Regions from separate parts of the Homo sapiens genome. Here region 2 is linked to region 1. The links are chromatin loops, found by intact Hi-C in ENCODE. Cell type or tissue: PC-9. All regions are shown on one strand.

Evidence for each region. Peaks named below come from ENCODE experiments on the same cell type or tissue, not always from the same donor. Only the 100,000 strongest peaks of a DNase experiment are listed, where the experiment ranks them.
Region 2: a loop joins it to region 1, with 9 times the contacts of the local background. A loop is called at or near these places in 3 of 110 quality-filtered maps.

Annotation. Positions count from the first base shown.
Region 1 is chr2:62,302,189-62,310,188 of GRCh38, reverse strand. No RefSeq gene overlaps it. Among named protein-coding and RNA genes, the nearest start is that of MIR5192, 100 kb to the right of the region's middle. RefSeq lists enhancers at 1-291, 3,097-3,386, 4,107-4,176, 4,217-4,286, 3,852-4,377 and 3 more. In PC-9, no CTCF peak of the experiment used is centred here; DNase peaks (open chromatin) are centred at 2,348, 3,088, 4,948, 5,258 and 1 weaker place; H3K4me3 peaks cover 3,823 bases; H3K27ac peaks cover 7,403 bases.
Region 2 is chr2:62,352,357-62,360,356 of GRCh38, reverse strand. No RefSeq gene overlaps it. Among named protein-coding and RNA genes, the nearest start is that of TMEM17, 150 kb to the left of the region's middle. In PC-9, no CTCF peak of the experiment used is centred here; DNase peaks (open chromatin) are centred at 4,966 and 5,396; H3K4me3 peaks cover 943 bases; H3K27ac peaks cover 2,347 bases.

The DNA.
Region 1 (8,000 bases):
TAATAATTCATGTGATGGGATAAAAATGACTGGCGAGTTCCCAACCTTTCCCACCCCCATGGCCCCTAATGAGGGTCCTGGTTACACTCTCCTCAGTTCCTCCTGGAGCCCACCCTCCAAGGAAGGAGCCCCGCCCTGCCAGCCATTTGTGAGATAAAAATCAGAGGAAACGGAAACTGAGAGCCAGACCGGGAGCCCCTGCAGCAAGTGAGAGCCATGTGTGGGAGAAGACGGAGGGGGACGTGCAAGAAGAACTGTGCCTCTCACATGGCCACCGTGAGAATCGAGTGCAGTCTAACGAAGGACTACGTTCACTTATCGGTGTGAGAAACACACGTGAAAGACTTGAGTTATTTTGAAATCACGTTTTGTTTCATGGTCTTTTGACCGCATCGCAGCTCCAGCACAGAGCTGAGCCACGTGGACCGAGGCTCTGTGAGCTTTCCTCTCCTCCCCATCACTGAATGCTTTCTGCCCTCCAGGCCCCTGCTAAGTGCTTGGCAGACTCCTCTCCTGTCCTCACAGCAACTCTAGAAGGACAGTGCTGTTTTAGATGACAAAACTGAAGCCTCACAGCAAACCTCAGTGAAATAGCCAAGGTCTAAAAGCTCAGATTACCTCATGCCTAGCTCAGAACTATTAGAATAATAATTGAAGCAGCAAGGAGCCTTGAGGCGACACCTAGAAGCTGGCAACCAACCCTACTACTGGTCTATGCTCTTGGGACAGCCTTGCCTCCTGGGATAATGGCAGCTCTGTTACCCTCCAGGAGATAGAGAATGGTGTGTTTCTGGCATTGAGGCCTAGCCAGGCCAGGGTGGGCAGAGGTGGCTGCTATACAATGGGCTCTGGAGCCAGACCGACAGGGTTCCCCCCAGCTCTGCCACTCTCTAGCTATATGGGCATGTTATCTGACCTCCCTGGGCCTCTGTTTCCTCATCTGCAAAATGGGGATAATAATAGTTGCCACCTCAGAGGGCAGTTGTGAGGATTAAGTGAATTAATACAGTATGTGACATGCTTAGAACAGCACTGGACACAGTAAGCCCTTAATAAAAGCTAGCTCTTGTGATTATTGAAAAACATGATGCTCTACTCAGATCTGACAAGACCTTAGCTACAAAAAATATAAATCATCAAGCAGACTGTCTGATATGTGTATTTTTATTAAGTGTAAGAATGAACCTCGGCTGGGTGCAGTGGCTCACGCCTGTAATCCCAGCACTTTGGGGAGGCCAAGTTGGGCAGATCACTTGAGATCAGGAGTTCGAGACCAGCCTGGCCAACATGGTGAAACCCCATCTCCACTAAAAATACAAAAAATTAGCCAGGCATTGTGGTGCATGCCTGTAATCTCAGCTGCTCGGGAGGCCAAGGCAGGAGAATTGCTTGAACCCGGGAGGTTCATTCGTGACCCCTCTATCTCAATTCCTGCTTCTGTGGAATGGGGATTGCTCTCTGCCTCACAGAGATTTTGTGAGCAGGAAAGGCACAGAGTAGGACTCACAGCAGCTAATAAATAAGTTTGTCTCCTTGGTTTATAATGGCCAAGCTCATGCACCCTCAGAATAAGTACAGAAGGTGAGGAGACTGTGCAAGTAAACATGGTAGGTACAGGTGACCCGGGTCCAAGCCCCTTGTTGGGCCAGGTGTTCCCTTTTCCTTCCTCTCTCTCAGGCCTGCTTAGGGATTAGAGGGTGGGAGAGCCAGTCAAGAGCAGGTTGCCATCCTCCAGCAGCACGGAGGTCTGTGATGGTCTGGGATGTGACAGGGACCTGTGGCTGATTTCTAACCAGCCTTCTAACCAGTTGAAGAGCTGGACCAGCTTTCTGTGCTGCAGAAAGCTGCAGCGGGGTTGACAGACAGACTTGCACTCACACCCTGGGCACATCACCTTCTGCAGACCTTATGGGCCTCACCTATAAAGCAGGGATAATAGAGCCTACCCCACAGACCTCTTCTGAGGATTCCAGATGGTACTTGGGAAAGCACCTTGCAGGGCACCTGGCATCTAGCACGCTTCTGTAAAAGCCACTCGGATGCGACATTCCTAGCCCACGTGGTTGCTCTTTGGTTTTCCTTTTCTGTAAAATGGTGATGATAAAACTACCACCTCCCAGGTTTAACATGAGCATGAGATAAGGCAGGGCACAGAGGAAACGTCGATAAAGGACAGCTACGAGGGATGTTACATGCTTTTACACTTATTATTCCTGTGAACCAAGAGTTTGGATAGCGCTCCGATCCTTGATAAAGGGCCTTTCCAACTAATCTCAGGGACCACTCCTACAAGAATCACATAAGCATGGCAACTGCTCCCTGCCTTCTACAACTTCCTGGCTGGCACAGATCAGGGACTCGCCCACAGGTCTCCTTGCTAGGCAGGCTCCTCGGCCCCTCCCTGGTGCCCTGTCAGCTCTAGGCTTTCTTGCCCCCTCATCAGGCAGTGCCTACCCACCCCTCATAGAAACCCACATGTACAGAGGGACTCAGGTTCAAGGCCTTCTCTTTTTTGGTTGCCCCGTAGATAAGCACTCATGGCATTTTAGTTTTGTAAGTTTCACAGCAGATAATTACAGGAAAACAGATAGGGGATGGTCAAAAGAGCAAATCCCAGGAAGGTGCGAAGTCCTCCCAGGCTGGTCCTGACTTTCTGGGAATAGGAAGTGTTACTCCTGAAGACTGTGGCGATTCATAGGACTTTTATATTGAACATGGGACCAGGACACCGAGAGGCAGGTCAGCCCTGGAGAAATTTCAGCCAGTGCTAGTTTCCTGTCAGGAAGGGCAGGGGAGAAATGGGCAGCTTCCACTCTTCACAAAGGATAGCAGTGAATGAACTCCACTGCTACAGAGACAAACCCCTCAGGTCCTGGCTGAAGACAGACGAGGCAGCCAGCAATCTCAGATGCCTTACCTATTTCCAGGGGACAGGGGGCTGGACACAGAGAGGAGGGTCACCAGCCTGGCACAGAGAACACAGAGAGCAGAAAACTGAGCCAAGAAGGCTGCCCCCTCCAAGTGTTTACCTGAAATATTCACAAACATGATGAGTCACAGAAAGAAAGCAGAAAAACCAGTAAGATGTGTAACCAGATTCTCTTCCACAAAGCAAGGAGAAGTTGTGGCAATAATGCCAGTGGGCACGGTGTGCTCTGCTGAGGGCCCTGCTTGAGAAACCTGTGTCTCCACCACACTTTCGGCCTCAGCTAAGGTTGAGAAGGGAAACTGACAACTGTGCCAGGGCAGGAAAGTCCCTGCAGGAAGCCTGCTGCTGGTCTGGGTTACCAGGGCAACTGGCAGCTGCTCTCTTCTCTTGAAAGAGAATGGACTTGGGAGGCCCAGATGGGCTCTGCCCTAGTAGCCCAAATAAGAAGGCTTAACCTTAGACAGCATCAAATAACATCGGAGTACGCCGCCCCCACAGCACTTCCCATGCATCCCCATCTGATTTCATCTACCTCTCAGGAGAGCCGGGTGCAGGGTGATTATAACCATTCCATTCCACAGTGGAGAAAACTGAGATCCGGAGACACTAAGTCACTTGCTTAGATTTACATGACTAAGAATTAGTTTGGATCCATCTGGGCATGGTGGCTCACACCTATAATCCCAGCACTTTGGGAGGCTGAAGTGGGCGGATCACTTGAGGTCAGGAGTCCGAGACCAGCCTGGACAACATGGTGAAATGCCATCTCTACTGAAAATACAAAAACAAAAACAAAAACAACCAACCAAACAGACAAAAAACTAGCCAGGCTGGGGGCTTATGCCTGTAATCCCAGCTACTTGGGAGGCTGAGGAAGGAGAATTGCTTGAACCCGGGAGGTGGAGGTTGCGGTGAGCCGAAATCGCACCACTGCACTCCAGCCTGGGTGACAGAGGGAGACTCTGTCTCAAAAAAAAAAAAAAAAAAAAAAAAATAGAATTAGCTTGGATCCTACCTGAGTCTTTAAACACCAAGTCTAGTGAACATCCCCCTACACAGTCTGGCTGCCGAATCAAGAGCTTGGGTTTTTTCAGTGCTCTCATATCTATGAATGCATGCATTCTGTTTGCAAAATACCAGGCATGGATCATACCCCTCTTCATCTCCCACATCAGAGATGTGAAACGGCCGTGCAAGGAGGCAGGGCTGCCACGGCAGCAGTTTGAGTGGGTAGCCAACATCTGACCGAGACTCGAATCCAGAGCTTTTTCCATGACACCAGCTGGCTGCCTTGCCCCTCACCACATCTGGAAAAAATGACTCAGGTGACAGCAGGCTAATCATGTCATCCTTGTGACTGCAGGTGCCACGTCGTTTATGAAGCACTTTAAAGTGGGAACGCTTGCCCTGGCTTTCCCCCAGGCCTTTATTAAGTAAAGGTCATGCTGTTTGTTAAGATTTGAGCACACTGGTGGCTGGCTCACAGGAAAGAGCTTCATAAGCTGTGCCTGAGATAAGGTTGCTTCTGGAGGCCTCTCTGCAGAGAAGAGCGAAGCCCACCCCCACTGCCTGGCTGGTTGGATAATAAGACTCAGAAGCTCCAGTTCTCCCTGTCCCGTCTGGCCTCTGTGAATTGTCTGACTGCACTGCCACTTTTCTCACCTGCCTGAGGTTACTGTCCCAGAACCACCTGACCGCACAAGAAAGGCGGGAGCAAAGATAGGTTCAGGCCCAGAGATGGTTTCTAGTCTCCCTCTGTGATGGTGATTTTTCTGGCTGCAAGAGGTTTCCAATCCTGTCTCCACCAATGATTCCACAACTTTCCCTCATTCTCTGTGACTCTGGATTCCAGACTCAGGGCCCCGAGGTAACCTGAAGCCTCTCATCTGGTCATTGCACTAAAACCTTGGCTAGGGCAGGTGGCTTCCTTCTATGCCCAGATCAAAGGCGTGAGCAATGCCCTCAGCAGCTTCCCCAAGGCAGTAACAGGAAATAATCCTCCTCACCAGCCCCTCCCACCCACACTGTCCCAGCAGGTGGTGTTTGCAGAGGTAGCACCAGGTAAGGCAGGTGGCAGGGGAGAGGAACTGGATTGAAACCTCAGTTGGCCTCAAGCCACCCACTGCTCCCACCTTTCTTGTGTGGCTAGGATGTTCTGTAGCACAGACCACAGGTACGTGAGAAAAGTGGCAGTCCAGTCAGACACAGAACCTGCAAAGCCACATAGGAAGGGGAGAACTGGAGCTTCTGAGTCTTATTATCCAATCAGGGAGTTGGGGTGGGATTGGTTCCTCTGCAAAGAGGCCTCCAGAAGCCAGCCTTATCTCAGGCATAGCCTTGGGAACCATTTCCTGTGAGTCAGCCGCCAGCGTGCTCACATTTTAACCATGTTGGGCAGCATTCGCAGGCCGCCTGTTGTGAGGCAAGAAGCCTCCGCTGTTCTGGAGGAAGCCCACGTGGGGTGATTCTGAGCAAAGTCATTATGGGTCCTGTTAGGAAACATTAATTGTGTTTATGGGTAGAACCGCCCCCAAACAAATTAGACACATGTTCTAAGGTGTCCATTTTTTAAAATCTTGGTTGAGGTTGCCCTTTGGCTCCTGGGTGACATGAGTGCTTTGTTGTCCAACATTTGTTCCTGGGAGATGGGGTTACCAGAGGTTGGAAGACCTGACCCTCTCCTCACCTCAGGCTGGAGGAAAGGCTGTAACGATGCGCTGGGAGGGAACAATGCTGCCTAGACGGGCCTGAGGCTCTGACAACAAAACACTCAGACTGGACACTAAGATGGTGGTTTATTTTCTCAGAGGGGAAAGGGTCAGACCACACCTTCAGGTGTGGAGGGAGGAGGGAGATTGCCCCTAACAGAAAGGGGTGTCCTCATGGTCTGTCATCCCAAGGCAGGCAAGGAAGAGTGTTGTGGGCTGGAAAGGGAGGGATTTCTTCCTCTCTCTGTGGAGAAAGGGGGCCTGTATATTGCTGTTGGTGGGAGCTAAAGTGGCCCCTGCCAAATGGAGGCCTTTGGGTACAAGACACTTCTCCTCTGGAGGCAGATGGAAATTTCTAAGGCTGCTTTCTTTATGCCCCAACTCAGTGGAACCTGTGGTCAGATGAGCTGTGGGGGGTTGGGGAGGGCAATGTCTCCTTCCCAAGGCCTGGCAGAGTCACTAAGTCGCCAGTCCCATAAGCTACAGAGGCAGAATCATGGCAGCAAGAAGAAAAGGGTAGAGTGAGAGTGAGAGATACTTTCTGGAGCTGTGCAAAGCTGTCCCTGGGAAACTTTCAGAAATACTCGGGAGGGGAACTCTATGGTTAGGTAGAGTTAGATGTAGGAAGGAAGTATAATTTCACTTTAGAGTTGGTAAAGTTTCAACATAGGTTAATTGCATATGAAACACTCATTTCAAAGATGAAATAACCAGGGGTTTGGAGGCCTGAGAAAGAGAAACCATGAGACGGGGGTCTTCTGTCTGAGAAGCAGGTGCAACCCTCTGGCGGTAGCAAAGACCCAGGAGTTCCTGGGGTCTTGCGTGGAGCCTCGACAGCACATGTGCCTGGATTTTGGGTAAGGGTGGCACAAGCGAGGCCAGAAGCACCCCTCCTTCTCCCTGGCACATCATAAGGTGATCAAAGAATAATTTTTTTGAAAAAAGTCAAAAGCTGGCAGGGTGCAGTCGCTCATCTCTGTAATCCCAGCACTTTGGGAGGCTGAGGCGGGCAGATCACCTGAGGTCAGGAGTTTGAGGCCAGCCTGGACAATAGGCTCTACTAAAAATACAAAAATTAGCCGGGCGTGGTGACGGGTGCCTGTAGTCCCAGCTACTTGGGAGGCTGAGGCAGGAGAATTGCTTGAACCTGGGAGGCAGAGGTTGCAGTGAGCCAAGATTGTGCCATTGCATTCCAGCCCGGGTGACAAGAGTGAAACTCCATCTCAAAACAAAACAAAAACAAAAAAGTCAAAAGCTAACCAGAGGCAACCACACATGGAAAATAGTACAACCTTATGACATAAGACTGAAAAGGTGTCAAGAGGGAAGAAATAGAGGGTCTCAGAATGGAATGTTAGCTGTCTCTCTCCCACACACATAGCTGAAGCCAAATGAGGGAAGGTAAGAGAACAGGATCCCAAGAAGGGTCACCAGCACCTCTCAGTTCGGCACAAAGAGGGCCAAGATGCTAAAGGCAGCCTGGGGAGTCCAGGAGAAGCTCCAGAGAGGAGGAGCCCCTGGGCACCATCACAGAAGCCAGCAGCGGCTGGAGGAGTGGCTGGCTGGACTTGCTGCTGTTCAGAACTCTGTGCTGTCCAAGGGAATGAGCTGAAGTCCCAGGAGGGGACATGTGCCTGCCAAGTGGAGCAGACCCAGGTGTGGGATGCTAGCCCACGTCAGGAGGGAGCCAGGCCCAGCTCTGTCCTTCACCTGTCCATGTGACCCTCAGAGCTCAGGAAGCAGGAAGGAAGTACCACCCAGTCCCCAAACTCTAGTATTGAGGAAATGACAGGTAGCTAGAAAAGGTGTCAAAAAGAATTCGTCCTCACACTCTCAGAGCGTTAGATAGTCTGATCAGACTTACCTGTGCAAAATTAAAAGAGACAGCATGAAGGCTAAGCCAACATACTAGATTTTAAAAAAGAAGAACACCAAGAAGGAGAAGGCAGAGTAGGAGAAAGAAGAGAAGGAAAATAAGCAAGAAACAGGCTGAGTGCGGCAGCTCATGCCTGTAATCCCAGCACTTTGGGAGGGTAAGGCAGGAGGATCACTTGAGCCCAGTAGTTCGAGACCAGGCTGGGCAACATAGTGAGACCCTGTCTCTATGAAAAATAGAAAAAATGACCAGGGTGTAGTGGCGCACGCCTGTAGTCCCAGCTACTCTGGAGGATAAGGCAGGAGGATCAATTGAGCACAGGAGGTGGAGGCTGCAATGAGCCATAATTGCACCCCTGAACTCCAGCCTGGGTGACAGAGTGAGACTCTGTCTCAAAAACGAACAAAAAAAGCAAGAAACACAACATGAAAAAGATAAACATATCCAGATATCTAGATTGGGAGAAATCTCTCTCCCAAGTACAGAA
Region 2 (8,000 bases), 50 kb before region 1:
AACCCAGGAGGCGGAGATTGCAGTGAGCCAAGATTGTGCCACTGCACTACAGCCTGGGCAACAAGAGTGAAACTCTGTCTGAAAACAAAAAACAAAAAACAAAAAGAACAAAAAAACAAAAAACAGAAAATCATACCCCAAAGTATGGTGCTTTGGCATGCTGAGTGCTTTGAACTAAAGAGGAAGCAAGGCCTCTCTGACCTTCTTCTGCTCTCCTGCCTCTCACCCCTCTTTCTTCCCCGAAGTACAGACACGGACTTTTTCTGAAGTTCCCTCATCTGTCTAAAGGTATATCCTCAAAAAAGAAATTCAGTTGTCATTAGTCACCTCCTGGGGATCTCATCAACCAGGGAAGATTAACAACACCACAGAAGAGACAAGGTTGACACCATGCCCAGACAGACTTTGTCACAGGCTGTCATCTATTCTTCTTCCCCCCAAATCAAAATCATTTACTCTCCAAGTTGCCCACGTTACCCCTCACTCTCCCATATGAAGAGAGCGTATAAGCTTCCAACCCAGGTGCGATGGTTCACACCTGTAATCCCAGCATTTTGGGAGGCTGAGGAGGGAGGATCACTTGAGCCCAGGGGTTCAAGACCAGCCTAGGCAACATAGTGAGATCCCCATCACTACAAAAAATGTTAAAAATTATCCAAGTGTGGTGGTGTGTGCCGGTGGTCCCAGCTACTCAGGAGACTAAGGCGGGAGGATCACTTGAGCCCAGGAGTTCAAGACCAGCCTAGGCGACATAGTGAGACCTCCATCACTACAAAAAATGTTAAAAATTATCCAAGTGTGGTGGCGTGTGCCTGTGGTCCCAGCTACACAGGAGTCTGAGGAGGGAGGATTGCTTGAGCTTGGGAGGTCAAGGCTTCAGTGAGCCGTGATTGCACCACTGCACTCCAGCCAGGGCTACAGAGTGAGACCCTGTCTCAAAAATAATAAAATAAATAATTAAATAAGTGATTGAGTCCCTGCAAACAAAACAAAACAAACAAACAAAAAAAACAGAGAGAGCGAGCAAGTAAATAAGCTTCTAGATCTCACTGGGTTTGGGAGGTATTCACTTTTCTTTCATGTGATACCTGGTCCACATAATAAATTTGTATATCTTTTTTCCTGTTAATCTGTCCACTGTCAGTTTATTTCATAGACTCAATTATGGAACATTCAGGGGATAGAGGAAAAGTTTTATTCTCCCCTACAGTGTCCCTCATGTGAGAGACAATCAGTAGAGTTTGCCTGGGCATCCACTGGCAGCTGCCCAGCTCCAATGGTAGCAGCCCCCAAACCCTCTCCCATGAGGCAGCGGGGCTGATGTTGAAGGCTCAGTGGTCGGGCTTCCTTCTGAGCAAGAAGAGAAGATACCAAGTGGCCCAGGAAGGGAGAGGCACAAAGGCCACCACACTAGCAGGACAAAGCCTACTCACTCCAGTAGAGGGAAAGTTTGTCTCTACATAAAAACAGGATTGGCCGGGTGCGGTGGCTCAAGCCTGTAATCCCAGCACTTTGGGAGGCTGAGGTGAGCGGATCACGAGGTCAGGAGATCAAGACCATCCTGGCTAACACGATGAAACCCCATCTCTACTAAAAACACACAAAAAATTAGCCGGGCGTGGGGGTGGGCGCCCGTAGTCCCAGCTACTGGGGAGGCTGAGGCAGGAGAATGGCGTGAACCCAGGAGGCGGAGCTTGCAGTGAGCCCAGATCACGCCACTGCACTCCAGCCTGGGCAACAGAGCGAGACTACGTCTCAAGAAAAAAAAAACAAAAAAACAAAAAAACAGGATTGTTAGGTTTCTATTTTTTATTATAAAAATATTGAATTATAAAATATTTAAAAATTATAAAAATAATGAATATGGTTATATTTTTCAAAAGAAAATAAGAAATAAAAGAGACATAGTTTTACTGCCTAAAGTCCCTTTGTTGTGCATGTGTGTGCATGTTGTGTGTTTTAATTTCCTTACCTAAAAAATGTTTTCTATGCAAAGCTCTTTTTTCTTTTTAAAATTTCTGTGGTTTGGAGGGTTTAAAAAAATAGAAGAGATTGCCAGGCGCGGTGGCTCATGCCTGTAATCCCAGCACTTTGGGAGGCCGAAGCAGGCAGGTCACCTGAGGTCAGGAGTTCGAGACTAGCCTGGCCAACGTGGCAAAACTCCGTCTCTACTAAAAATACAAAAATTAGCTGGGCGTGGTGGCACGCACCTGTAATCCCAGCTACTCAGGAGTCTGAGGCAGGAGAATGGCGTGAACCCGGGAGGCAGAGCGTGCAGTGAGCCAAGATAGCGCCACTGCACTCCAGCCTGGGTGACAGAGAGAAACTCTGTCTCAAAAAAAAAAAAAAATTATATTAAAAAATTTAAAAAATAAAAAAAAGAAGAGCTCATATTGTCTAGTTATATACCTACTTTTTCAGAAAACTAAAATTTTTTTTTTAGATTAAAGAGGTAGAATTTTAAAATAACTTTTTTTTTTTTTTTTTGGAGACAGGGTCTCACTCTGTAGCCCAGGCTGGAGTGCAATAGTGTGATCTCAGCTCACTGCAGCCTCAGCCTCCCAGGTTCAAGTGATTCTCCTGCCTCAGCCTCCCTAGTAGCTGGGACTACAGGCGCTCGCCACAGCACCCAGCTAATTTTTGTATTTTTACGGGGTTTCGCCATGTTGGCCAGGCTGGTCTCAAACTCCTGACCTCAAGTGATCCGCCTGCCTCGGCCTCCCAAAGTGCTGGGATTACAGGCGTGAGCCACCCCACCCCGCCCAGCCTAAAATAACTTTAAAACATTAATAATAGATTCACAAGGTCCAAAAAGTACACAGTGAAAAATCTCCCTCCTACTCCCTAAGTTCACATACCTGGCAGCAACCAACGTTACCAGTTCCCTCTACGTCCTTGCAGAGATGGTTTATGTACATATACGGAAATATATAAATATTTTCTTTTTCTTTTCCATTTTCTACATAGTGGTGACATGCTATACAGATACTTCTCGACTTACAATTAAGCTACGTCCTGATAAACTCATTGTAAGTTTAAAATGTCGTAAATCAAAAATTCATTTAATACACTGAGCCTACCAAACACCATAGCTTAGCCCAGCCTACCTTAAATGCGCTCAAAACACTTAGTGCACAGTTGGGTAAAATCATCTAACACAATGCTTATTTTATAATAAAGGGTTGAATATCTTATGTAATTTATTGAATGCAGTACTGAAAGTGAAAAACAGAATGGTTGTATGGATACCATTATAAAGTCAGAAATCATAATAAGTCAAGCCACTGTATGTCAGAGGCCGTCTGTATACACTACTCTGCATTCAATACATCTTGCAGATGGCTCCATATCTTTACATATTGGCAATTCACAACCTTGCCTGAACATTAGAGCTACCTGAGTAGACTTTTAAAATCCTAGATGGCCAAGCCATATCCTAGACCAATTAAATTAGAATTTCTGGGGTTGGGCCCCAAGCATCCGAATTTTAAAAAACTTATTCAGGTATAGTCAAGGTTTTGTACCACTATTATCTAAAAAAAAGCTTCTGATGCTGAGAGACGATCACTTAAGGCCAGGAGTTCTGGATCAGCCTAGGCAACACAGTGAGACACCTTCTGTAAAAGAATTTTTTTTAATTAGCTGGGCATGGCCAGACACAGTGACTCACTCCTATAACCCCAGCACATTGGGAGGCTGAGGTGGGAGGACCACTTGAGCCCTGGAGTTCAAGACCAGCCTGGGTAACTTAGGGAGATCTCATCTCTACAAAAAATAAAAAATTTATCTGAGCTTAGTGGTATGCACCTGTAGTCCCAGCTACTTGGGAGGCTGAGGCAGGAGGATCACTTGAGCCCGGGAGGTCAAGGCTGCAGTGAGTCGTGATTGCACCACTCCACTCCATCCTGGGTGACAGAGCAACACCCTATCTTTAAAATAAATAAATAATAAAAACTTCCTCAGGAAAAAAGTGGAGCCAGGCATGATGGCTCACGCCTGTAATCCCAGCACTTTGGGAGGTCAAGGCGGGTGGATCACTTGAGGTCAAGAGTTCAAGACCAGCCTGACCAACATGATGAAACCCCGTCTCTACTAAAAATACAAAAATTTGCTGGGCGTGGTGGTGGGCACCTGTAATCCAAGCTACTCAGCAGGCTGAGGCAGGAGAATCGCTTGAAACCGGGAGGCAGAGGTTGCAGTGAGCCGAGATCATACCATTACACTCCAGCCTGGGCAACAGAGCAAGACTCCATCTCAAAAAAAAAAAAAAAAAATGGAACAAAGTAGAACTACAATAATTCTATCATTTCTTATAGTAGAAAATTTCAGTGACCAACGGTCCTGGTTTTCCATCGATTGAGGGGTTTCCCACGATGAGAGACTTTCAGTGTGGAAGCCAGGAAATTCCCAGGGAAACTGGAATTAGCTGCTCATCCTATAAACAAAATTGATAGATATGTCTAAAGAAACAGAAGATTAAGAGTATTACTGAAACTGTAGTTGCAAAATTATAACTGAGAAAATTATTACAGTAAAAGAGATCTGACTTAACCAACTCCATCTTGGTTCTAACCTCCAAACTGTCCTTGTTCATTCCTTGGCATAAGCCAAACTAACTTTGGGAGTAACTTAGTTTATAGTTTAACTTTGAAACAAGGATGATGTCCCTTCCCAAACAAGGACAATGCCCTTCCCCTTCTGACCTGGGGACTAGACTGCCTTTGCAGGACTAACAAATTAACCACAAGATTAGAAATTATGGTTTAGGAGTCACGCAGATGGAGGCTGAAAGATTTTGGCCCTCCTGGGGATGATATCACTATTGTAAAACCTAAGATCAGCGCTTGAGATATTTTGCACTTGATGGATCAGCTGGCATCACCCAGATCAAAAAACTGGCTCATCTGGTCTTGTGGCCCCCACCCAGGAACTGACTCAGCACAAGAGGACAGCTTTGACTCCTTATGATTTCATCTCCGACCCAACCAATCAGTACTCCTGATTCACTGGCCCCTGCCTATCACATTATCCTAAAATCCGCCATCCTCGAATTTCAGGGAGACTGATTTGAATAATAATAAAATTCCAGTCTCCCGTACAGCTGGCTCTGCATGAATTAAACTCTTTCTCTTTTGCAGTGCCCCTGTCTTGATACATCAGCTCCATCTAGGCAGCGGGCAAGGTGAACCTGTTGGGCGGTTACATTATCACTAATTAGTAATTATCTAATTAATATTAAGACTATAAGAAGCAATTTTGTACTTCAATGAAAAACTGCATTTTTTGGTCCTGTTCATTGTCTTTGAGCTATTTTGCATCTCTTTGTAAATCGTAGGTGACTGATAGATATGCAAACTGTATTACCTAGGAGAGTTTCCTTTGAGTTCTTTCCCTTGTGGAAAAACCAGTTTGCCTCCATTTGTAATTCAATCTCTTTGTCCATTTAAATTTGTGTTCCTTTGACTTTTTCCTTTGAAAGAGTTATCATTCCTGACTGGTTCCCTTGCTAATTAAGGAGAAAAATAAAATCTTCAACACATGTTCATTCTTGTATCTACATGAGGGTTATGTCTTTATCGTTTTCTAAAAATTATTTCTTAAAAAAGTGATAAAGGTAGCTACTAGAACAAAAATAATACACACCTTTCAAATTATCACTAAAAACACAAACAATAATAAAGCAAAGATAATAGACCAACACATAATTGTCATATCAACAAGTAAGATGACTTGCTTGTTGATATGACAATCACCTGCTGAAAGACATTCTCATATTTAATCACAAAGTAAAACCTAATGATAAAACAAAATGATTAAGAAAGGTTGTGGCCAGGTGCAGTGGCTCACCCCTGTAATCCCAGCACTTTGGGAGGCCGAGGCAGGTGGATCATCTGAGGCCAGGAGTTCAAGACCACCCTAGCCAACAAGGCAAAACCCGTCTCTACTAAAAATACAAAAATTAGCCAGGTGTAGTGGCGCACACTTGTAATCCCAGCTACTCAAGAGGCTGAAGCAGGAGAATAGCTTGAACCTGGGAGGTGGAGGTTGCAGTGAGCCAAACTGGCACCGCTGTACTCCAGCCTGGGTGACAGAGTGAGACCCTGTCTCCAAAAAAAAAAAAAAAAAGAAAGAAAAAGAAAAAAAGAAAGTTTGAATACAAAAGGCTGAGAAAAATGTGTTCTTACCAAGCAAGCGTAAAAGGTTAGCGGCGATTAGGCGGAGCACAGTGGCTCACGCCTGTAATCCCAGCACTTTGGGAGGTCGAGGTAGGCTGATCACGAGGTCAGGAGATTGAGATCATTCTGGCTAACACAGTGAAACCCCATCTCTACTAAAAATACAAAAAAAACTTAGCCTGGCATGGTGGCACGCACCTGTAGTCCCAGCTACTTGGGAGGCTGAGGAAGGAGAATCGCTTGAACCTGGGAGGCAGGGGTTGCAGTGAGCCAAGATCACGCCACTGCACTCCAGCCTGCGTGACAGAGTGAGACTCCATCTCAAAAAAAAGAAAAAGTTTAGCAGAGATTCTGATCTTAATACTAGACTTGGGTGAATTCTGTTAAAAAAGAAAAATCATTAAATGAGACAATAGTTCTTTAATAATAAGGTTGGGAAATTCACACAATTGATATTTTTATTAATTCTTATTAGTATCTAAGTAACAAATAATACTTGGCAGCAGGCAAGGTGAATCTGTTTTGTGGTTACATTACCACTAATTAATAATTATCTAATTAATATTAAGACTATACAAAGCAATTTTGTACTGCTTTTTATAGAAACATACCAGTTAGGGAGTTTAATTTACCTCTCTTTTAGGCCATGGTCATAAGGTAGACCCAAATAACATATTTTTTCAATAGAGCTCCTTTTTATATATCAAATTTATAATCTAAAGACTAAAAACTTATTTTATTGTGAGGTATCTATGGAACGTTTTCAAAATTAATTGACTGCACAGTAATTATGTCACAAAAACTTCAATAAATCCCAAAAGTAGTTACATTGCAAAAGGAATAAAGACACCTCTCTCTCCCTCTCCCTACTCTCTGTCTCTCTCTTTTTCTCTAGGGTCTTACTCTTTCACCCAGGCTGGAGTGCATTGGTGATGATAGCTCACTACAACCTCAAAGTCCCAGGCTGAAGTGATCCTCCCACCTCAGCCTCTTCAGTAGCCGAGACTACAGGTGTGTGCCGGCATACGCACCTCGATAATTTTTTTATTTTTAGTAAAGGTGAGGTCTAACTGTGTTGCCTAGGCTGGTCTCAAACTCCTGAGCTTGAGTGATCCCCCTGCCTTGGCCTCCCAAAGTACTGGGATTACAGGCATGAGCCATCATGCCTGGCCTGAGACACCATTCTCTAATCATGATGTAATAAAACAAAAATTATTACAGAACCAGAAAACAAACAAACTTTACCACTTAGACTTTTTTTTTTTTCCTTTTTGAGACAGAGTCTCGCTCTGTCACCCAGGCTGGAGTGCAATGGCGGGACCTCGGCTCACTGCAACCTCCACCTCCCAGGTTCAAGCGATTCTCCTATCTCAAGCCTCCTGAGTAGCTGGGATTACACGCGCCTGCCACCACACCTGGCTAATTTTTTGTATTTTTAGTAGAGACAGGGTTTCACCATGTTAGCCAGGATGGTCTCAATCTCCTGTCCTCGTGATCCGCCCGCCTCAGTCTCCCAAAGTGCTAGGATTACAGGTGTAAGCCACAGTGCCTGGCCTACCACTTGGACTTTTATAACTCTCCCTGACTTAACACTAGGTCCAAAAAGGAAAAAGAAGGAGGAAGAGAAAAAGAAGAAAGTATAAAATATCTCAGTGAAGGAGATCAGATATGGTACCTCAAAATATATAACTTTGGTATAAGGATTATTTTTGAGCTGAAGCAGCAGACACAGGAAGAGCCCTCTGCCTTCCTCCTATCTGACTACAAGCAGGACATACATTTCCTTTCTGCAAAGAAAATTCCCATTTGTAAAGGTCCCCCCAC